Linked DNA regions of Mus musculus: region 1 is linked to region 2. A link is a loop called in an ENCODE intact Hi-C map of the cell type or tissue named here. Cell type or tissue: left cerebral cortex. All regions are shown on one strand. Each heading gives the region's core, and the rest is flanking DNA. Links, peaks and the distances in the headings are about the cores only.

The links. Peaks named below come from ENCODE experiments on the same cell type or tissue, not always from the same donor. Only the 100,000 strongest peaks of a DNase experiment are listed, where the experiment ranks them.
Region 1: a loop joins it to region 2, with 2.0 times the contacts of the local background. A loop is called at or near these places in 14 of 42 quality-filtered maps.

Annotation. Positions count from the first base shown.
Region 1 is chr16:35,761,288-35,766,664 of GRCm38, reverse strand. The region is part of intron 1 of Slc49a4 (solute carrier family 49 member 4); the gene reads left to right. Among named protein-coding and RNA genes, the nearest start is that of Slc49a4, 5.4 kb to the left of the region's middle. In left cerebral cortex, for the core only: no CTCF peak of the experiment used is centred there; a DNase peak (open chromatin) is centred at 2,513.
Region 2 is chr16:35,814,477-35,819,853 of GRCm38, reverse strand. Hspbap1 (Hspb associated protein 1) reads right to left here. Exons shown (of 8, transcript NM_175111.3): 5 at 2,531-2,702; 6 at 1,092-1,175. Among named protein-coding and RNA genes, the nearest start is that of Hspbap1, 47 kb to the right of the region's middle. In left cerebral cortex, for the core only: a CTCF peak has its summit at 2,363 (motif pointing right); DNase peaks (open chromatin) are centred at 1,348 and 2,368.

The sequences.
Region 1 (5,377 bases), core at 103-5,102, 53 kb after region 2:
TTGCTTGTCCCATCTGTCTGTTTTTTCAAGCATGACTTCACTTGTCACCTGAAACATTATGACCTGGAGAAATCGCTGAGACAATGGGTCACTGAAACAACCCGCTGACTGCCTGGATGGCTTCTGTAAACACCTAGCTTGCTTGCCCACCCCACCTCTTGGTTTTGGATAAAAACCGAGTATACAAAAGACCTGGGTTTGAATCATTTCAGGGGCTGTCCTGGCTCTGCCCACCAGAGGCCCCATCTCCCTCTCTTCATTGGTGTGGGGTGCTTAATCCAGAATGATTCCTGTAACACACTGAATGGGGGATTGTCTGTCTGTTTGTTTAGGGGCTTTCTGTTTGCCTTTAAACTGAGTTACAGATTATATTCGGTTTCATTAATGTTTTCACTGTTATTTGTTTTTTGGGTTTTTTTTTTTTTTTTTTTTTTTTTTTGTTTGTCTTCTGTTAAGATTCATTCTAGTTTTTTCAAATACGGAAATTTAAATATGCTCCTTTAAAAGTTGGCCATGTTAAGAGTCACCAGAAAGCAACAATTAAGGAGTTGAGGAGATGGTGCAGTAGGTAGGAGTGCTTGCTGTGATTGCAAGTGAACACGAGTTCAAATCCCTAAGCACCCATGTAAAAGCTGAGCCTGACATCCGAGACAGGAGGATCCCTTGAGCTCCAGTGAGCTTCAGATTCAGTGGAAGACTATCTTTAAAAAGAAGGTGGAAAGTGATAGAGGAAGGCAACCAGTGTACTTCTCTGTCTACCCATGCACCTGCAAACACAGATGTGCACATCACACACAGACCACACTCACACACACACACACACACACACACACACACACACACACACGGAGGGAGAGAGAGAGCTAAAACAAAATTAGAAGAGGCCTAACCATAGCCTTACTAAACTTTGATTTGATTTGGTGAGTGAGATACTCTCCATTCTACAATGCAGGATGAACACACCCACCATAACACTGGGTCTCATGGGTATAAACAAAGAGCACAGAACAGAGAAAACCTGACTGTTAACCACAGATTGTTCCTGGCCACATTTTTTTAAGTGGTAAAGCAGAGGAGACTTCCTTATGATACTGACTTACTAGAAATCTGTCCAGGAAAGACTGGTCTGTTTTGTGCTTTATCTACTTCCTTAAAGTTTTAATTTAACTTTAGCATGAATGACGCTTAGGCTGGCTAGTTTTTATGTCAACTTAATTCAAGCTGGGGTCATCTGGAAAGAAAGAATCCTTTTAGAGAAAATGCCTTTGTAGGTGTGTGTGTGTGTGTGTGTGTGTGTGTGTGTGTGTGTGTGTGAGTGTGTGTGTGTGTGTGTGTGTGTGTGTGAGTGTGTGTGTGTGTGTGTGTGTGTGTGTGTGTGTGTAGGAAGAGAGAGAGAGAAACTGATGTGGGTGTAGGGATTCAAACTCCAGTCCTCTGCAAGAATATATGTTCTAACTGCTGCACCATCTCTCCAGCCCCTGTGGTTCATTTTTTTGGTTGATGATTGATGTGGGAAGGTCCAACCCCTTGAGGACAGTGCCACCCTTGGACTGGTGGTGCTGAATGCTATAAGAAAGCAGGCTGAGCAAGCCATGAGAAGCGAGCCAGTAAGCATATCTCCTTCAGGTTTCTGCTTCAGTTCTTGCTTCCAGGTTCCTTAGTTCCTGCCCTGACTTCCCTCAGTGATGGAATGTGACCTAAAGCTTATAGGCTGAAATGAATCCTTTCCTCGCCAAGCTGCTTTTGGTCATGGTGTTTTTAATTAAGACAATTCAATTTTGGTCTGGTGTGGTCTGGTCTGTTGGGTTCTAATATAGAAACTCAGTCCAAAACAGTCCAAAAAATAATTTTTGTCCAATGGAACAAATACTTTTAAACTTCTTTTTTTCAGTGGCATTTTACTGTTACTTTCTTTTTTAAGATTTATTTATTTATTATATGTAAGTACACTGTAGTTGTCCTCAGACACTCCAGAAAAGGGCATCAGATCTCATTACGAATGGCTGTGAGCCACCATGTGGTTGCTGGGAATTGAACTCAGGACCTTTGGAAGAGCAGTTAGTGCTCTTAACCGCTGAGCCATCTCTCCAGCCCTTACTGTTCTTTTCTAAGCTTATTCTTCTTGCTTCTGTGCTACAGAATGTTAGTTTCTAGTGTACTATCATGAGTGCATCTATCATCCATGGCTGTCTACATTATTACTATTCCCTCTAGAAAATAAGTTGCTTTGGGGAGTATTTCATAGTTCCTATATCTGTATAGTAAATTTAATTTTGTATTTTCCATTGGTTAAAGCAATAAAAAAATGAATTTAAGATTTCTCCCTTGAGCTGGAGAGTGAGTACTAGAGTTTGAGGGTCCCCAGCACACACACTCCACGCACAGATAACCGTCCTCCAGAGTTCTTCCTTTTAGGAATAGTTCTCCTTTTCAGTGAGAGCAGTTAAGACACTTTCATAATGCTGGTGGTGTCTCAACTGCACCCACCCACAGCAAGTTCTCCCTTTCAGTGGCTTGCTCACTGGGAGGTATGCAGCTCTCATTTGTTAGCGTAGAAGCTCTGTTATCTTTCTAAAACGGGTGTTGTACTTTCCACCCCTTTCCATTCACCAGCAAGGAAATAGAAGAACGCGTTAGTGAGATAATAGTGCCCGGCCTGTGCACCCTGGAAAGCAAGCCAGAGAGCGATGAAGGCGATAGCAATACTGAGGTGGGACTGGAGGCTCCCAGAGTCAGGGTCTAGTGAGATGACTGAGAAACAGAGAGGACTGGCAGTGCTTTGGAGAAAAATAAAATAAAGGACAGTCAAGGAGGAAGGGTGTACAGTCTGGTGTAATCTTGTGTGTTCCAGTTTATGTAACCTGCCCCACTGGCCTCACATGGAAGGTATATTTGAGTGGACGCCTGTGGGAAGAGGGAAAGCTAGCATGTGGGACTAGAATGTCTGGAGAGAGACGGGGGGGGGGGGGGGGGGGAAGAGAAAGAAAGAGAGAAAGAATGGCTGTGGTTGGTCTAGTTTAAACTTATCCCTGACTAGCTTACAAATGAATGGGACTCAGACTATGATTATTTTATTTGGCCTTGACAATTACTGGGGTCTGGGAGGGGGGTAGTGTGTCCCTCACTCCCTTCTTGCCCCATCCTTCTCTCTTCCCCTCTCCCCTTTCTCTGCAACCCCCACCCAGGTAACTCAAAACCCATCTACCTCTAATCGCTCCAGTAATTGGCTGTAGACATTTTTATTTAGCCAATTGTCGTGGTTTGTATATGCTTGGCCCAGAGAGTGGCACTGTTAGGAGGTGTGGCCTTGTTGGAGTATGTGTGTCACTGTGGGCGCGGGCTTAAGTCCCTCATTCTAGCGGCCAAGGAGTCAGTCTTCCATTAGCAGCCTTCAGATGGTAAAGAACTCTCATCTCAGCTTTGCCTAGATGCTGCCCTGCTCCCACCTTGATGAGAATGGACTGAACCTATAAACCAGCCCAATTAAATGTTGTCTTTTATAAGACTTGACTTGGTCATGGTGTCTGTTCACAGCAGTAAAACCCTAACTAAGACAGAAGTTGGTACAGGAGACTGGGGTATTGCTGTGATAGGCTTGACCATGCTTTTGTTTAGAAGAATGGATTTTGGGACTTTGGATTTGGAAAGCAGTAGAATGCTTTAAATGGGGCTTAATGGGCCATCCTAGAAGGAATATGGAAGACTTTGTTGCTGAGAGTGATTTGAACTGTGCTGACCTGGCCCAAGAGGTTTCAGAAGAGAAGAATTTCAGTATGTGGCCTAGAGGCTGCTTTTGTGGTATTTTGGTGAAGAATGGGGCTACTTTTTGCCCTTGTCTGAAGAGTCTACTTGAGGCTAAGGTGAAGAGATTTATGTTAATTGCATTGACAAAGGAAGTCTTGAAAAGCCTAGCAAAGACTTTGTTCTTTGGATTAGTCTCATGAAGAACATTCTGAACAAGTGTAGCAAGCTTAGAAAGGAAAAATATAGAATATATGGTTCAAATATTAAAGGGATACCAGGGAGTGAAATGGAGCTGAATCCTGTGTTCTAGGAGATAGCAGATTAAGGGAGTAGGACTTTGGGGCAAGATCCTACCCAGCTAAATTTAGATCCAGGTTGTTCGTACACACCTTTAATCCCAGGAGATAAACCAAGCAGATCTAAATTCAAGGCCATGCTGGGACAGACTAGGTTCTAGGTAAAGAAAAGTTTAAATCCAGGTGTGGTGGCACACACCTTTTTTCCCCAGGAGATAGGCATGCAAATCTCCAAGTTCAAGGTCAATCTACAGAGCAAGATCCAAGACAGTCAAGCTTAAGAGTTGGAAGACAGAAAGCTCCTGACAGTGTAATAGAACAAGGGGGCCATGTTCCAACTCCTGCAAGCAGCAGAACCCCGAATCTTCTGCCACGTGGCTCTGGCTTTAGAATGAAAAATAGAACAGACTATTGGAACAATTGATGCTGGTTAGCTGGAGTTAAGATATTAGTGGTGATTAAGAAGAAACCAGCATCACTGAGGTGACATCTTCTGGGAAGTGTTTTCTGTGAGCACAAAGAAGGTGTGTTCCAGAGAAGACCAAGGTTGTACCTTATGCTTCCCCCACAACCCCCCAGGTCCTTCTCTCTCTCTCTCTCTCTCTCTCTCTCTCTCTCTCTCTCTCTCACACACACACACACACACACACACACACACACACACACACAGATTATGAAAGGAATGACAGGCATTTAAGAGAAATGGCATAGAGATTGGGGGTTTGAAATCCTTGTTAGGTATTCGTGAAGACAGTTGAAACTGTCAGTTGGGTGCATAAATATGAAGTTCGGAGATGTGTATAGGAACTATCCCCTGTAGTGAACTTTGAAATCTCTGGGCCGGGTTAGATATCGGTGAAGAGTGATGGAGATTGAGAACAGGCTCCAGCCTGGATCATCCCAGTACTCAAGAGTTGGGGAAAGAGGAATGAACCCACAGTGAGGACAGAATGGAGCCTTGGATTTAGAACACGAAGCTCTTCGGTGTCATTTGAAAGAATGGCCTCACTGGAGTACCATGGTTAGGTAAGAATGATGTGGGAAAGAAACATTGGAGAGATAGTGAGTGCGGGTGTTGCTTTCAGAAGTCATACCTGAGGGAAAAGAGAACGTGAACAAGAGCTAGAGGGAATGTAGCCACTAAGAATTTTCTTTTAAGTAAAAGAACTTAAAGCATATTTCAGTGATACAGGAGCCTGTGGATACATGAAGAAGAGGGAAATGGATGCTGGGAGGAGAGAGAGGAATTGACATAACTGTGCTTTAGTATTTGTATGATGAGATGCAGTATTTACAGACAGACTAATTGACCTTTGGAGCCTTGACAACTAATGCTT
Region 2 (5,377 bases), core at 163-5,162:
CACTGTTTTGCAAGTGAACTTACAAACTGAGCTCTCCTGGAGTGAACCATCTGCTGGAGAGGGCACGGCAGGTGTGAGTTTTGCAGAGGACTCCATTGCACGTTTGCTCCAGCTGCAGCTTCAAGCAGACTTGCTAACTGTGAGGCTGCTGGTCTCCCAGCAGGCTCCCCACTGAGCCCCAAAGGCTTGGTGTCCCCTCTTCCCTAAGCCTGTAAGTACAGCTTCCTGTTTCAGTAATTCTCAGGACCCACATACTCCAAAGCCCTTCACATAACCAAGGGAAACACCTCAACCCAGGGGAGGGTGCCACTGCCACGGACAGCACAGACTTGTCAGGCTGTGGACTGCGGAGGGCAGAGAGGCAAGCAGAGCCCTAAGGAGGAACAGGTTCAATCAGAAGCTCTGGTTAAAGACAGTGCACACAAAACTGAGACTCCGGGTTAGAGAGACAGGTCGAGCCCGACAGCTACTGTATTGTCAAATAGCTCAGGGAGCCAGGATGAAGGTGTTACTGGGAAAAGGGTCCTGGTAGAAATGAATGATAAAAATATAGTGCTGACTGTCTGCACTTTGAGACAATGCATAGGTCAAGATTAGAAATAAGGATCCTGAACCAAGGAACAGATATTTTTATCTGGGATAGTGTGCGACAGAACCAGCAATATAGATGCTTATAGATGGCAGATCCTGCTAGGCCTAACACAATGCTCCTGACACCACTCGAGGAAGACATCAATGTCAGGGCCACTCTGTGTCCTTTCGAGGAGTGACTGGGCACAGGAGTACATGTGCCATAGGAAGCCAAGGGAGGAGGACCAAGTGCCTGAGACCCTAAGTAGAGACACCCCATCTCCAACACAACCCAACCCAACCACGGCAAGCAGAACAAGAGGATGGCACATCTCTAACCTGCATGTTTATCCAGAGAGGACAGACTCACAGAACAAACTCATGCTGTGTGTGAACCAGTGTCACAGAGATCTGGTGAGCCAATGGTCTAGACAGGCTTTGCTTATCTTAGGCATGCGTTCTTTAAAGGACGAAGACAACAACAGCAACAACAACAACAGCAACAACAACAACAAAAGTACCAGCTCAATCCAGGAGTTTATACTGACGGTGACAGGATCAAGAGACTCCACGTAATGCCACCAGTGTCTGGGAACAAACAGAACCTGCAAACCAAAGAAAAGATAGTTACCACAAGAACCGGACATTTCTCTTTCTAGCTGAGACTGCTAAGGGGAAAGAGAGCCAGGGATAAAGCCAAGGGAACAGAGGGAAGGAGGGAAGAAGAACACCCCCCCCCCCCAAGCTTCTCTCCGCCCCCAGCTGCTGTGGTCACGAGCTTACAGCTTTTCACTCCTCTTAACCGGGTGACGTCTGCTCACATCTAACTTTTAGTAAAAGCTTTGAAATTCTTCTTTCCATCGAACAGTAGCTGTGCTCGTTCTGATGGAAGGAAGCATGCAGCCACTTCCCCTTATTTACTGGAAAACCTCCCCGATAAAGGACAGGGTGCAGGGAAAGACTAGAGCAGTCAGAGCCTCAGGCACTGTAGGTAGGAATGGAAAATAGCCACTGTGGAGAACAATATAGTGATCTCACAGAAGACCAACCACACTCTCTGAACCACCCATGCTACTCCTAAACACACGAGAACCTTATAGCAAGTGCACACAGCAGCAACACACATTCCTAACGGCTCTCGAAATCAGCTCAGGAGTAGATCATTATGGTACACCTACATAATCAAGAACTGTCCAGCCTTGAAAACATGTTCTGCATCACAAGTCAGACACAAAAAGCTCCACACTGTTTGGCTGCAGTACATGTAATGCCCAGAACAGGAAAATCTACAGTGATACAGAGTAAGGTAGTAGCTGTTAGGGGCTGGAGGAAGAGGCATGCATGAAGGGAAGTGCCTGGTAGAAGATTGATGCAATGTGGCCCGGTGGATCTGTGTACGTGTGTGGAGAGAACAGGATGAGAGCCAGCAAGGAGGGGGCAAGGAAGGGCAGACAGGATAAAGCTGATGGAGGGAATACAAACTTTTCAAATGCCAAGAAACTGATACAGCAAGCCCCAGTGTTGTAACAGAAAATCTCTCCACGGGGTGGATATGCAGAACACAGTCTCTTTAGAAGGGACTCAGATGTCAGTCATTCTTGCTGAAAATCACCCTCAGTGCACATGCTTCTGAGCACAGGATGCAATGCAGCCTGTGTGCATCCGTCTGGTGGAACAGGTGTTAACTGTGAATATGTTCTAGTACCCACGCCCTGACATGTCTCTTAACCCGAGTAGTAACAATGGCTCCACCTGCTCTGAATTTCCTCGGCAGCCATTCCCTCCCGTGACCAGCAGGAGGAGCTGCGCTCCCTTTCTCCATCTCTCAGGCCAGCAGATGGAGAAGTCCTCCAGTAGCAGGGCCTTGGGAGCCGCTCCTGCCATCTGTACAAGGGAAGCCCAGGCACCAACCGGGCTGTGGTGCCCACTGACAGTTCCTCCCTGTTTAAAGCCCCATTACCTGTCCTGGGCTCAACGTGACCATATGTCTTCGAGCTTTCTGGAACTGGGGGAAACACTTCAAATCAGGGTTGACAACATTGATTTTACTGAACACACTAGACTCTTCGTAAGGAATTCTGGTTGGATAAAGGAAAGGCGTATCTTCAGGAGGAAAGAGATGCCATCTTTTCCTAATGAAAAACAAAACAAAACAAACAAACAAACAAAGCAAGATACAAGTTAGCTCTCAACTTGAGATAAACATGTAAGAAGGTAGCAGCTGAAGGCTCGGTTTTACTAATTTAAATTGACTCCATACAGGAGCGCAGCCTCTCTCTCAAAGCTGACCCCCTGCAGTTGTCTGATGGAAGGTAGGTCTACTGGTGGGTGTCTCACGCTCTCCTGAGGCAGCCCCGCTCCTGGCTGGGATAGGATCTCATTAGTAAGGTGTTTGTTTTTGGACCTTACAGCAAAGCTTGCTTATCACTGACCCTGAAGCTAACCGGAATACTCTTTATCCTATTTCATCTTGTATGTACGTATGTGTGTGGTGTGTCTGTAATGTGTGTTTCTACACATCATGCAGATGCATGTGCACGTGTTGAGGCGAGAGGCCGCCGCTGCCACGTCTGTCTTTCTCATCATTCACTGTCTTAATTCCTCTTTTCCCCCTGGGGTTTGGAGACATGGTCTGATTATATAACTTTATTGGCTGTCCTGGAACTTGCTATGGAGACCAGACTGGCCTCAAACTCATAAAGTTCCTCCCGCCTCTACCTCCAAGTGCTGAGATTAGTGGCCCCTCACCACAATGGTGAGTCACCTTACTTTTTGAGACAAGATCTCTCTCTGAACATAGTGCTCTGACTGGATAGACTGTCAGGATGAGCTCCTGGGACCCTCATGTCTCCTCTGTCCTCTGTCCCTGAGTTACAGAAGGGCACTACGCCTGCCTTTTCCACATGTTGCTGCGCACTGACCGTAAGTCATCATGTTCGTGCCGCAGTCATCTTACCACTGAGCCAGCGCCTCAGCAGGGCTGTGCTCTAATTCTATCCTGAACAAGCCCCCCTCAGCTCTCCACAGCAAACGGCGTCTAGACTGCTCCCTGTCTGGAAGTTAGACATGTTGAATTGATCTATTAAAGATGAGAAACAAATAACTAATGCTACATAACCTAAGGATAATATAACGGAGGATCTTTTAAAAGGAGAAAACTGTTCTTTCCTTTATTTAGGAATGGGGGCAATAAGTCTTATTTCACAAAACTGTAAAGTTCTATATTTTACAGTACTGGAAGGACGAGTGCTGAGGCAAACAGGGAGGAGAGTGAGGACAGCTGATGGGACCAGAGGAAAAGAACGAAGCCCCAGATTTGAGGACAAGCTATAAGGCCCTCCTGAGTGTGAGCCCTGGCAGTCATGGGCACCGCCAGTCCTTTCTGCACAGGGAGACGGCTCTAAACTGTCAAGCGTGTACTGAAGTCTTATTTCACGTTGGAACTGAAGGGTTCACAGAAACAGTGAAGTGCTTGACTTTTCTGGAATCCTAGGGCAGCCTACGAATCTCAGGCACTGGGTCAGAACTGCTGGAGTTTAGGTGCTCGAAGGCGGCCTGGCCTCTCCAGGAATGGCTGTTCTACTCCACCAAACCCACTGCTAGTGCGGGAGCCACTCTCGGGCTAATTCTGAAGGGCTCTGAAGAGGTCATCAATTTCATTTCATTTCTGAAATAGCAGGAGAGGGGGAGAGAGGGAGGGAGGAAGAGAGAGAAAGATCTGCTCGGTACCCCTTGGGCTCATGGAGGCCTAGAACATGCATCTCTTGGCTTCTCCAAGGCAGCACTTCCTAGAGGAACGGCCAACACAGCCAGACTATGCAATCTGCTTTGCTCAGCTTCGCAGGTTGAAATGTGCATGCCCTCCCAGGAGAAGGCCATCACCATGCCATCCCTTGCTCTGAAGCCTCGCATGGTTCTGTACATGCAAGGGATGGAGAACTGTGTTTGGCTGGATGCCAAGACCTTTATGCCCCACCCTGCCTTCTCTATTCAGTCCTACTGTTCCCAGGGCACCATTCACACAGAGTCCTCTGCACACTCCATGATTTCTGGGAACCCTGTGTCCCTTCCATCTGGGTGACAGAGACACTTACTCTGTTTCAAAGCCCCTTGCAGCAAACCACTCTTCCATGGGACCCGTGAGGCACCGTCTCCTCCACCTTTCTGTTCCAGTGCCCCGAAGCCTCCTCCAGGAGCATACAATCTCCCTTCACTGCTGAAGGCCTATAGGTGCCCAGGTGGATCTGCTCTCAGGGCACAGTCCTGACCACCTATTCTAACATGGAACTGGACGAACACTCAACAACAGATTTACTAAAGCTATCTTATCACATCAGAATGCCATGAAAATGGAAAATACACTGTTATAGTAAAACTATATATTTTTTTAATCAAAGGGAAAAAACCTCTGGAATTTCTTTGGCTTGCTTCCTAATTCAGAGCACGTGGAAGAGGCAACTTTAAAGCAATGCTCGCCACATTTCAGTTTCCAAACTCTTAACTCCAAATGGGCCGAGAAGGCTCACGCCCGACTCACTGCTGTCTCCCCCGCAAACAACAGTGTACCTGACAGGTTAGTCTTTAGCAAGGGCTTGTTGAACCAACATGAACTGCTGTGGCTTCCACAGCTTCCCAGTGACATGTGTCCATCCCTGATCATCTTTGTGTCTAGAGATGCTAAGGATCTGCATGTGGCTATTTCTGTTTTTCTATGAGTTGCCCTGCAAACGTCTCAAAGGGCTGGAAGGCCATGTGGAGCACAATTCATTAGGTGGACTAAGGCTGCACACATGATACCTGAGGACCC